2 separate regions of the Homo sapiens genome follow, and region 2 is linked to region 1. Evidence: read pairs that join two places in POLR2A ChIA-PET (ENCODE). Cell type or tissue: CD4-positive, alpha-beta T cell. All regions are shown on one strand.

The links. Peaks named below come from ENCODE experiments on the same cell type or tissue, not always from the same donor. Only the 100,000 strongest peaks of a DNase experiment are listed, where the experiment ranks them.
Region 2: POLR2A ChIA-PET joins it to region 1 with 5 read pairs; 2 of 35 experiments call an interaction of 5 or more read pairs at or near these places.

Annotation. Positions count from the first base shown.
Region 1 is chr7:107,123,597-107,128,596 of GRCh38, forward strand. It overlaps PRKAR2B (protein kinase cAMP-dependent type II regulatory subunit beta), which reads left to right. Exons shown (of 11, transcript NM_002736.3): 4 at 4,616-4,699. Among named protein-coding and RNA genes, the nearest start is that of HBP1, 43 kb to the right of the region's middle. In CD4-positive, alpha-beta T cell, no CTCF peak of the experiment used is centred here; a DNase peak (open chromatin) is centred at 3,085; H3K4me3 peaks cover 953 bases; H3K27ac peaks cover 1,529 bases.
Region 2 is chr7:106,992,708-106,997,707 of GRCh38, forward strand. No RefSeq gene overlaps it. Among named protein-coding and RNA genes, the nearest start is that of PRKAR2B, 49 kb to the right of the region's middle. In CD4-positive, alpha-beta T cell, no CTCF peak of the experiment used is centred here; no DNase peak of the experiment used is centred here.

The DNA.
Region 1 (5,000 bases):
CATCTCTATTACTGTGTCTCTCAGTTCAAAATTCCAATTTCCAAAGAGTTTCTGATGGACCCAGCTTTGGCCCAGGGTAGGGCCAGGGTCAAAAAGTCCAACCTACTTGGGAACCACTTCTGTAAATAAGGGCAGTTACTAGAGGAGGAGGAATCTTTGTGGGGTGTGTATTTACCCTAAGATCTGTCCCCTGTAACACCTTTTAAAGTTATATTTAATAGTTTTTTTGTTAATGTATTATATGTTTGATTATAGCAAAGTACTTTTAGGTTATCAATTAGGTTGAGTATTCTCTCCTCTAAATGTGTTACTAAAAACTATACTTACTTTAGTCTCAACAACTATGAAGCAAACCATACCACATGCTTGGGAATGATTATTACAGATTTCAAAATTATTTAGATGTAGAAGGATATTGGGAAATATCTATGAGGAAAATGTATACTATATTGTGATAAAATTACATTTCATTTGGACATTTTGTATTACTTCTGAGACTCACCAAATCAGTAAGTCTGTAGTATAAACAGAAATTTATCGTCTGATATGAATTCAAAGAAAATGTAAATACTTAAGACTCATTTTGGAAAATAACAGATTTTAGTTGGAATGCCTTTAATAAATGAAAATGTAAGGGTTATCTAGATCTAGCATGTAGAAACTGGTAGAGAAGAGCTAATAAGGGTAGAGTATTTCTTATGTTTCTCCACAAAAATTTTTTGGAGTTCCACCTGTATATCTGGCCTGGTGCTAGGTGTAAAGTGGTGAGCAAATGGACAAGTCTCTGCCCTCTTGGAGCTTACAGTCTAGTGGCAGAAGCAGACAAGTGAATAAATTAGTGAAAAGTTAAAAAACATGAAGTGCTAAAGAAACAGTGAAACAGTGTAGGAATCAAAACACAGCCCCCAAGCCTCTGGGTCAAGTGATTCTCATGCCTCAGCCTCCCGAGTAGCTGGGACTACAGGCATGCACCACCACATACCTGGCTAATTTCTGTATTTTTAGTAGAGATGGGGTTTCGCCCTGTTGGCCAGGCTGGTCTTGAACTCCTGGCCTCAAGTGATCCACTCACCTTGGCCTCCCAAACTGTTAGGATTACTGGCGTGAGCCACTGTGCCTGACCGATATACAGTGTTCTTTAAAGAAAATGTCTAAGTTAAAACCTTACTTGTTAACTGTTTTTCTAATTTTTTTTTTTTAATGGAAAGGCAGCAGAAATTTAGAGCAGAAGTTGGCAAACTTTTTTTGGTAAATTTTTTTTTAACTGAAAAATGCACTATTTTCAGAGAGTAAATATTTTAGGCTTTGGGGAGTCATGGGGTCTCCTTTGCAACTACTCAGTTCTGCTATAGTAGCTTGAAAGCAGCTGTAGGTAATACATCAATGAAAGGCATGTCTGTTGGGTTACATTAAAACTTTATGACGCTTGAATTTGAATTTAATATAGATTTTATGTGTCAGGAAATATTATCATTTGTTTGATTTTTTTTCCCCCAGTCATTAAAAAAATGTAAAATTATTCTTAGCCTAGAGGCCATACATACAAAAACAGCTTTGCCTGCAGGTGTAGTTTGCTGATCCCTGGTTTAGAATATAGACTCTGTAGCTGGCCTGGCTGGCATGAATTCTGGCTCTGCACCTTGTGGACTGGATGACATTGGACAAGTGATTTGGGCAAGTTGATTTCCTTAACTCTAAATTTCTTAACCTGCTTCATGGGATCTGTCACTAGGATAAAATGAGTTAATATTAGTAAAGCCCTTAGAATAGTACCTGGCATGTATTTATGCTATGTTTGTTTAACAAATAAAATTTTTATCTGAAATCAGGAATGAATTTTAATGAAAACCAAAGTGGCCTCTAGTACACTAAAATCACACTTTGGGTGTATTGCTGAGGCCTCAGTGATCCAGAGAGAGATCCCTTAGGTGGGATCATGCTAAGCCCCAGAGGAAAAATGTAGGAGAGCATCTTCAGAGCAGGTGGCTGCAGTACAGAGGAGCTGGAGTGTCAGAGACCACACCCGCTTTCTGGCTGTTTACTTTCCCCAGTGAAGAGGGATTTTACCGACGAGGTTAATTACAGAGAGTGGACTCTGAGTGCTGAGGAGTAATGGCAGGGTGAGGGAAAAGGGAAACAGGAGGAGAGCAGTAGACCATAGTGATGGAGGTGGGGCTGAGAAAAAAAATACTACTTAGAAATGGTGATTGGGCTGGGTGCAGCGGCTCATGCCTGTAATCTTAGCAGTTTGGGAGGCCAAGGCGGGTGGATCATGAGGTCAGGAGTTTGAGACCAGCCTGGCCAAGATGGTGAAACCCTGTCTCTAATAAAAATACAAAAATTAGCTGGGCACAGTGGCAGGCACTTGTAATCCCAGCTACTCAGGAGGCTGAGGCAGGAGAGTCGCTTGAACCCAGGAGGCAAAGGTTGTAGGGAACCGAGTGCACCACCACTGCACTTTAGCCTGGGTGACAGAGCAAGACTGTGTCTTAAAAAAAAAAAAAAAAAAAAAAGAGGCCAGGCGCGCTGGCTCACGCCTGTAATCCCAGTACTTTGGGAGGCTGAACTGGGCAAATCACGAGGTCAGGACATCAAGACCATCCTGGCTAACATGGTGAAAACCCGTCTCTACTAAAAATACAAAATACAAAATACAAAAAAAAAAAAAAAAAACCAAAGCCAGGCGTGGTGGCAGGCACCTGTAGTCCCAGCTACTCAGGAGGCTGAGGCAGGAGAATGGCGTGAACCCGGGAGGCGGAGATTGCAGTGAGCTGAGATCGCACCACTACACTCCAGCCTGGGCAACAGAGTGAGAATCTGTCTCAAAAAAAAAAAAAAAAAAAAAAAGTCGTCATTGGTACGAGAGGTAGCAGGAAGAAGAGAGAAGAGGAAAAAGCTGGATTTCTGTGTGAAGGCTTATAGGAATTGAATGGGTTGGAGAGAAAGACATAAAGTTGACCAGAGCGAAGCAGGTGCACGATACTGATGCCTGATGCACTCTCCTCTCCCCCCTTTCCTTTCTGAGAACAGCTTCTCAGCAGGCAGACATCTCGGTTGCTTTGGTTTGAAGTTCTAGATGGATTTTGTGAAGTGAGAAATGACTTTCTGTTTTGTTTTAGTGTGTTAGCCTTCCTTATTTGAAGTAGGAGGAAGTGAAGTTTGGTTGGTGTGGTTTGGTTAATACCTGAATTTTAAAGGTTTCTTATGCAGCAGTGAATGAGAAGTCCCTGGGATCTACTTTGTCTGTGTTTGTGTGTCATCTTAGAATCTAGTTTGAGATGAATATTGGGCAGATAGTAAACAAAGGTTTACATCTACCTTACCCTTAGAGGGGAAAGTGCAGTGACCCTTTCTCTTACTAGCTAGTAGTTCTTTCATGTAGTCTTTACATAATGCAAATAAATGGTATATATATCAATAGTTTACATATAAATAGTTTAGCAATACTATAAGTTTCCCCAATTCTTTTCAGGCTTATAATTTTCATTAATTTTTAGCCATCTGATGTGGTTTGAAATGCTGATTTAAATTTCCCATTGTGAGTTTTGATGTTTGTGGCTATAAACTCCACTGCTGCCTGATTCTGTGAGCTCTGATGCTCTGATGGTAGGGCAGGCTGCCTGAAGAGGCAAGGTACCTGCCCATCAGCTCTTGTGGTCACTCTTTGAGTGAGCATTGGAATAGGAAAGGGTGGTGTGTAGGTCTTCAGGAAAACCAACTCCGTGTCTGCTGCTTTTAGGACTACCCCTTGCCCCTCTAACTCATTTTATAGTTACAAACTGTTCATGTTCACAAAAGAGTGGACCTTTTGGTCCAAGTCAGTTGAGCCTCCTGCTAGTGAAAAGGGACTCGAGAGATAGCAAGCCACACTTACACACACGGCATTCTGCCACTCTTCACACTCTAGAATACAAGTTTAGTGAGAATATAGCACACTAGTTTCCTTGAGTTCCTTCTGAAATCAGTGCACCAGCCAGCCTCCTTGGACTCTTTTTCCCTGGAACACATATTCTCTTGGAGTGGCAGTGCATGATTGTTTGCTCCCTTCTAAAAATCACTTGCTCGCTGTGGGGCAGGTACATACCACATGTGTAAAAATATATTCGGCATCTAATGCCATATACATTTAAACATTTTACTTCTTTCCAGGGACCTTATCAAGATTCAAAAGAAAGAATTACATCCTGAAAGAGTATTAAACTCAGTAGAAACAGAATGACAGCAGTCCAAATTTTCAGTGTAGCTGCTGGCACCTGTTGTCCTTTTGTACGGGTCCCCACTGGCTGGGAGCTTTGGAATCTTCCTAGCCAGTCACAGTTGTGTGCATAATGAACTTGCTAACCTAGGGGAAAATATGCTTTTGAAAAACATTTCAGTGCTATATTGATGAATGGATACCAACCTCCCCCGAACAAGGTGAATTATGTTCCCCTACTTGGTAGGCTCATAAGTTACCAGTCACCAAAAGTGAATCTCAGCACCAACCTGAAGCAAACTTGAGCGCTAACAGTTCTTCTTTCTAATGTTGGTTCTGATTTTTGTTAGTTTTTAAAATCTCTTTGAGTGAGATGGTATTGGCTAATGTCTTTGTTTTTTAAATCTGATGTCCTTTTAGATTATACATCCAAAAACTGATGATCAAAGAAATAGGTTGCAAGAGGCTTGCAAAGACATCCTGCTGTTTAAGAATCTGGATCCGGTAAGATAAATCTTAATAATAGAAATGGCTTTGTTTTTTCCCCCAGTGACAGTGTCAAGAACTGTACAGGGTCTTGAGTTTTGCCCTCTTTGTAAGCTGATCACCCTGGGGTGATGGTAAAGGCCCCCTTGCGGATGCTTGAATGCACAGTAGGTTGAACTGCAGGAGAGGAATATTGAGTTTGGGGGAATATACTGCTGTTGGAGCAAGAAGTAAAGAAGCCTGAGGTGTTTGTCCTGTGGAAGATATTCTCTCATCTCTCAAGATGTTATCTCAGGGCTACAAAAACAGCCCTGAGAAA
Region 2 (5,000 bases), 130 kb before region 1:
ACTTAAGGAGGCATCTGGTATGAGAGAAGGAAGTAGCTCACACTTCCTTCACAAGCTGGTGCTAAAAATGTTTAAAAATCACATGAACCAACATTCCTTACAGCCCCTCCCCACGTCCCCAATATCACTAATGCACATGAATGGAGAATACCCATCTGAATCCAAACGCATGCCCTGGTGTGTGGATTCAAACAAAAAATTCCTCCCCCCACCCTCAGCCCCCCACATAGCCTGTGGTTTCACTTATATGACAGTGACTGCTGGGGAGGGATTGCATGCCAAGTGTACTGGAGATTTGTAGGGTATCTGAAGGGCCTCTTTCCTATGTTTATGATATTCCCCATCATATAGGTCTTAGTGGAAGAACCTGATCCTTGATTTACCATCCCTGGAAATTTTGGCTCATGTGTGTAACTCAATCTTGGCCAATCAGATGCTCCTGCCCAAGATTTTAAATCTGGAATGAGCAAAGCAAAAAAGCTGGAATGGTCAAGCAGCATGGGAGAGCACAGCTTATAAGTGCCCCTCAGGGCATTCCTATTCATATGTGTTAAAAACACACATGGTTTTTGAGTTCACCTAAAATTATCTCCAGTTCCTTGGCAAATATGTTAGCCACCCTGAATTTTTTTTTTTTTTTGAGATGGAGTCTCACTCTGTCGCCCAGGCTAGAGTGCAGTGGCACAATCTCAGCTCACTGCAAGCTCTGCCTCCCAGGTTCACACCATTCTCCTGCCTCAGCCTCTCAAGTAGCTGGGACTACAGGCGCCTGCCACCACGCCCGGCTAATTTTTTTTTTTTTTTTTTTGTATTTCTAGTAGAGACAGGGTTTCACCATGTTAGCCAGGGTGGTCTCGATCTCCTGACCTCATGATCTGCCGCCTTGGCCTCCCAAAGTGCTGGGATTACAGGCATGAGCCACCATGCCTGGCCAACCTGAAATATTTTTAAGTGGATAAATACATTGAGTTTTCCTCTTTTCCTTCCCTCCTTCCTTCCCTCCTTCCTTCCTTCCTTCCCTTCTTCTTCTTTTCTCTTTCTTTCCTTTTCTTTTTTCTTTCTTTCTTTCTTTCTTTCTTTCTTTCTTTCTTTCTTTCTTTCTTTCTTTCTTTTTCTCTCTCTTTCTTTCTTGAGACAGGGTGTTACTCTGCCACCTAGGCTGGAGTGCAGTGGTGTGATCACAGCTCATTGCAGCCTCAACCTCCTGGCCTCAAATGATCCTCTCACCTCAGCCTCCAAGGTAGCTGGGACCACAGACACGCACCACTGTGCTCAGCTAATTTTTTAATTTTTTTTTTTTTTTGGAGATGGGGGTCTCAGTATGTTGCCCAGGCTTCCTCTCTTTCTTGAGCTGCTCTAGGATACGTCTTCTCCATAAAGTTATTTCAGTTTGTTAATGATTTCCTGCTTCCTTCTACTTCCATATCACTGAGATGAAGCTGTCATGACAAAGTTGATACTCATATCCCCAAATGTATACAGCTCTTCTATGTTATTTAGGATTACGTTCAACTGTGAGAAACAGAAAATCCCCAAATAACCGTGGCTTAGACCAAAAGGTAAATTTGTTTCCTTCTCACATTTTTAAATGGAGTCCAGAGGCAGCTGCCCAAGGCGGGTATGGCACCTCCGTGATCGTCAAGACTGGGGCTCCATCTGTATTACTACTCCTCCACCTTAGCATGCTCCCTCGTGTTTCAGAATGGCTGCTTGAGTGCCAGTGATCACATCTGCATGGCATTCAGCAGAAGAGATAAAGAACTCTTTCTTTAAGGACACTTAAATTTTTTGACATCCTTGAGTCATAGGGACATCTTTAAAAGTTACACAGTACTCCTCCTTACACCTCATTGGACAAGGCATGGTCAAACCTCATCAGTAAAATGGAGACTGTAACACCTACTTCATAGTGTTATTATACAGATTAAATGAGATTTTAAAAAATATATGGCAGATTAAAGTCAGCTACAAGTTCTTGGATGTCCCTCCCATTGAGAGGTGAGGACTGTGTCTGTTCCTCCTTGACTCTGGATGAACTCTGCAACTGCTTTGACTAGTAGACTACGGCAGAAGTGATGCTGTGGTCCCCGCTCAGCACTGCTTCATGTTGGAGGACAACCCAGTCACCCTTTGTTGAGTGACTTTCTGAGGCTTAGTATTACAACACAAGTTTGAATTATTCTTCCTTTCTTGTAATTTCTTAGACTGAGTTAGAAAAATATCCATATTTATACTCGATTTCCACTCTTGGAACACTTGCTTTTGGAAGCCAGCTGCCATCTAAGTATGACTACTCTGAAACCGCCGTGCTGTGAGGAACCCGAGCCATGTAGAGACTGCGGCCAAGAAGCACCGAGGTGCCAAACGTGTGAGTGAAGAAACCATCTTGGAACTCCATCATCTAGCAGCTGTCTTAGTGGATACCATGTAGATCCTAGACAAATTGCCCAGCTAAGATCTTTCCAAATTCCTGACCCACCAAATCATGAGCAAAATAAAACAGTTGTTTGAAGTCACTGAGTTTGGGGGCCAGTTTGTTCTGCAGCAATAGGTGATGGAACATTATACGAAGCGTGTGGTGGGCACCCAGCTATGGCGCTGGCCCTGACTCGGGGTTAGCAGGAGCACTCCCATGAATCCTGGGGAGCTCTGCAGCAGGCACATGCCTCCTGTGAAAAACAATGGACATTAATAAGGAAACACATCTATTACACTATCAAAATTTTACATTGTAATTATTTTCATAAGAGTAATTTGATTTAATCGGCTTCTTTTATAACACCGTGTATTGGCCGGGCGCGGTGGCTCACACCTGTAATCCCAGCACTTTGGGAGGCTGAGGCAGGCGGATTGTGAGGTCAGGAGATCAAGACCATCCTGGCTAACAGGGTGAAAGCCCGTCTCTACTAAAAATACAAAAAATTTAGCCGGGTGTGGTGGCGGGCGCCTGTAGTCCCAGCTACTCGGGAGGCTGAGGCAGGAGAATGGCGTGAACCCGGGAGGCGGAGCTTGCAGTGAGCCGAGATTGCACCACTGCACTCCAGCCTGGGCGACAGAGCAAGACTCCGTCTCAAAAAAAAAAAAAAAAAAACCCGTGTATTTTACTTTATCCAGTTGAAAACCTCATGCTGAGATTGGGTCTATAGACTTCACTAAACTTCCAAGAAAATTCATAACAAAAGAAAGGAATCAGAAAAAAAAAAAAAGAAATTAGGAATCCCTGCTGGGGATGTCAGAGCCACCAGATGAAAGGAACTTAGATCCCTGGATAATTGCATAAAACAGGGTCCCCTCCCTACAATGCTCCCCACCTACTTAGAGTGGACTGTGATATGAGTTTATAATATGCTTTTATTCTGTTAAGTCACTGAGATTTTGGAGTTATATTGTTTAGCCTACTCTTCCTAGTGCAGTGTGTCTAATTATAGAAGAATACATTTATACCCACCCAAAAAAGCCTACCAAAAAGCCGAATATGAGAACAGAAGTTTAGCTATGTTCATATAAAAAGACAAGAGTGGCTCTGGAAGACAGACTGTAACCTGTCTCATAGACGACCTCAGCCTGGGGCCGTGCTGCTCCAGAGTCCCTCCTGGCCCTGGCTGCACTCTCTCCCCTGATGCAGTCTCTTGGGCTCCTGATCTGTTCCTTACAGCTGACCCTTTGCCTGTTCTAGGCGTCTTCCAGGTTTTCTGAGGGCCACTACTGTTCAGTGTTGAGCCCTCACTGCCTTCAAGCACTGGCATCTGCCCCTCTTTGGCTCTGTTTGGTCTCCTTGGCTTCACCCTGAGCCTCATTCTTGGCCATGGCCAAGCTTTCCTGGTCTGGCTCCCATCCAGCACCCAGTGCCCCCTGCCCAATATCGCCTGATGCTCAAGCATAACCCAGTCACCTTTGGTTGAATGACCTTCTGAGGGTTAGTACAACGCTAGTTTGAATTATTTTTCCTTTCCCCTAATTTCTTTGAGCAGACTAAGTTAGAAAAATATCCATATGTAGGCTGGGCGCGGTGGCTCACGTCTGTAATCCCAGCACTTTTGGAGGCTGAGGCGGGCGGATCACAAGGTCAGGAGATCGAGACCATCCTGGCTAACACAGTGAAACCCCATCTCTACTAAAAATACAAAAAAAAAAAAAAAAATTAGCCGGGCATGGTGGTGGGTGCCTGTAGTTCCAGCTACTCAGGAGGCTGAGGCAGGAGAATGGTGTGAACCCGGGAGGCGGAGCTTGCAATGAGCTGAGATCTCGCGACAGCGCGAGACTCTGTCTTAAAAAAAAAAGAAAAGAAAGAAAAATATCCATATGTATACTCTCACCTATGCATGTTATCTATCATATATTACATGAAAGGAAAAAAGACTAATATTTATAGACACTTTAATATGTAAATATTATAAATGTGGTATCATATATAATTGATACTATAAATACAGTAAGTCAGTGTGTTAAACACTTTTTCATTTCATGAAATACCCTTTTGAGGGAGGATTTGTAGTTGCACATTTCCAAAGGAGAGAAAACATGAGACTCTGTAAGATTAAGTTATTGCCTAAGGTCACCTACCTACTGAGAAACAGAGCTGGGACTCTGAAATAGGTTTATCTTACCCAAAACCCATTCTCTTTTTGCTCTGAAACATTGACTCTGACCACCCTAAACTGGGCTATGATTATTCAAATAGGCATATAGAGTTCTAGGTGAGCCTGAGAGAAATACAAAATTTGAACGTACAGGATCTGTTCTGAGATCAGAATGTTTACAATTTCTCTTGACAACTTGAATCATGGAACATACATGTGTTCATCATTTGCCAATGACATTAACTTGAGCAGTGGTCAAAAATAATGATGATGACATTTAATAATGACAAAACTTCTAAACAAAAAATGCAAATACAAACTTTAGAGGGCTAATTCTAGTGAGCTTGGCTGAAAATATTTTCACCTTCATGGTAGGCAACAGGTTAATTGTGACTCAGCAAAACAGCCCTGATATTACAT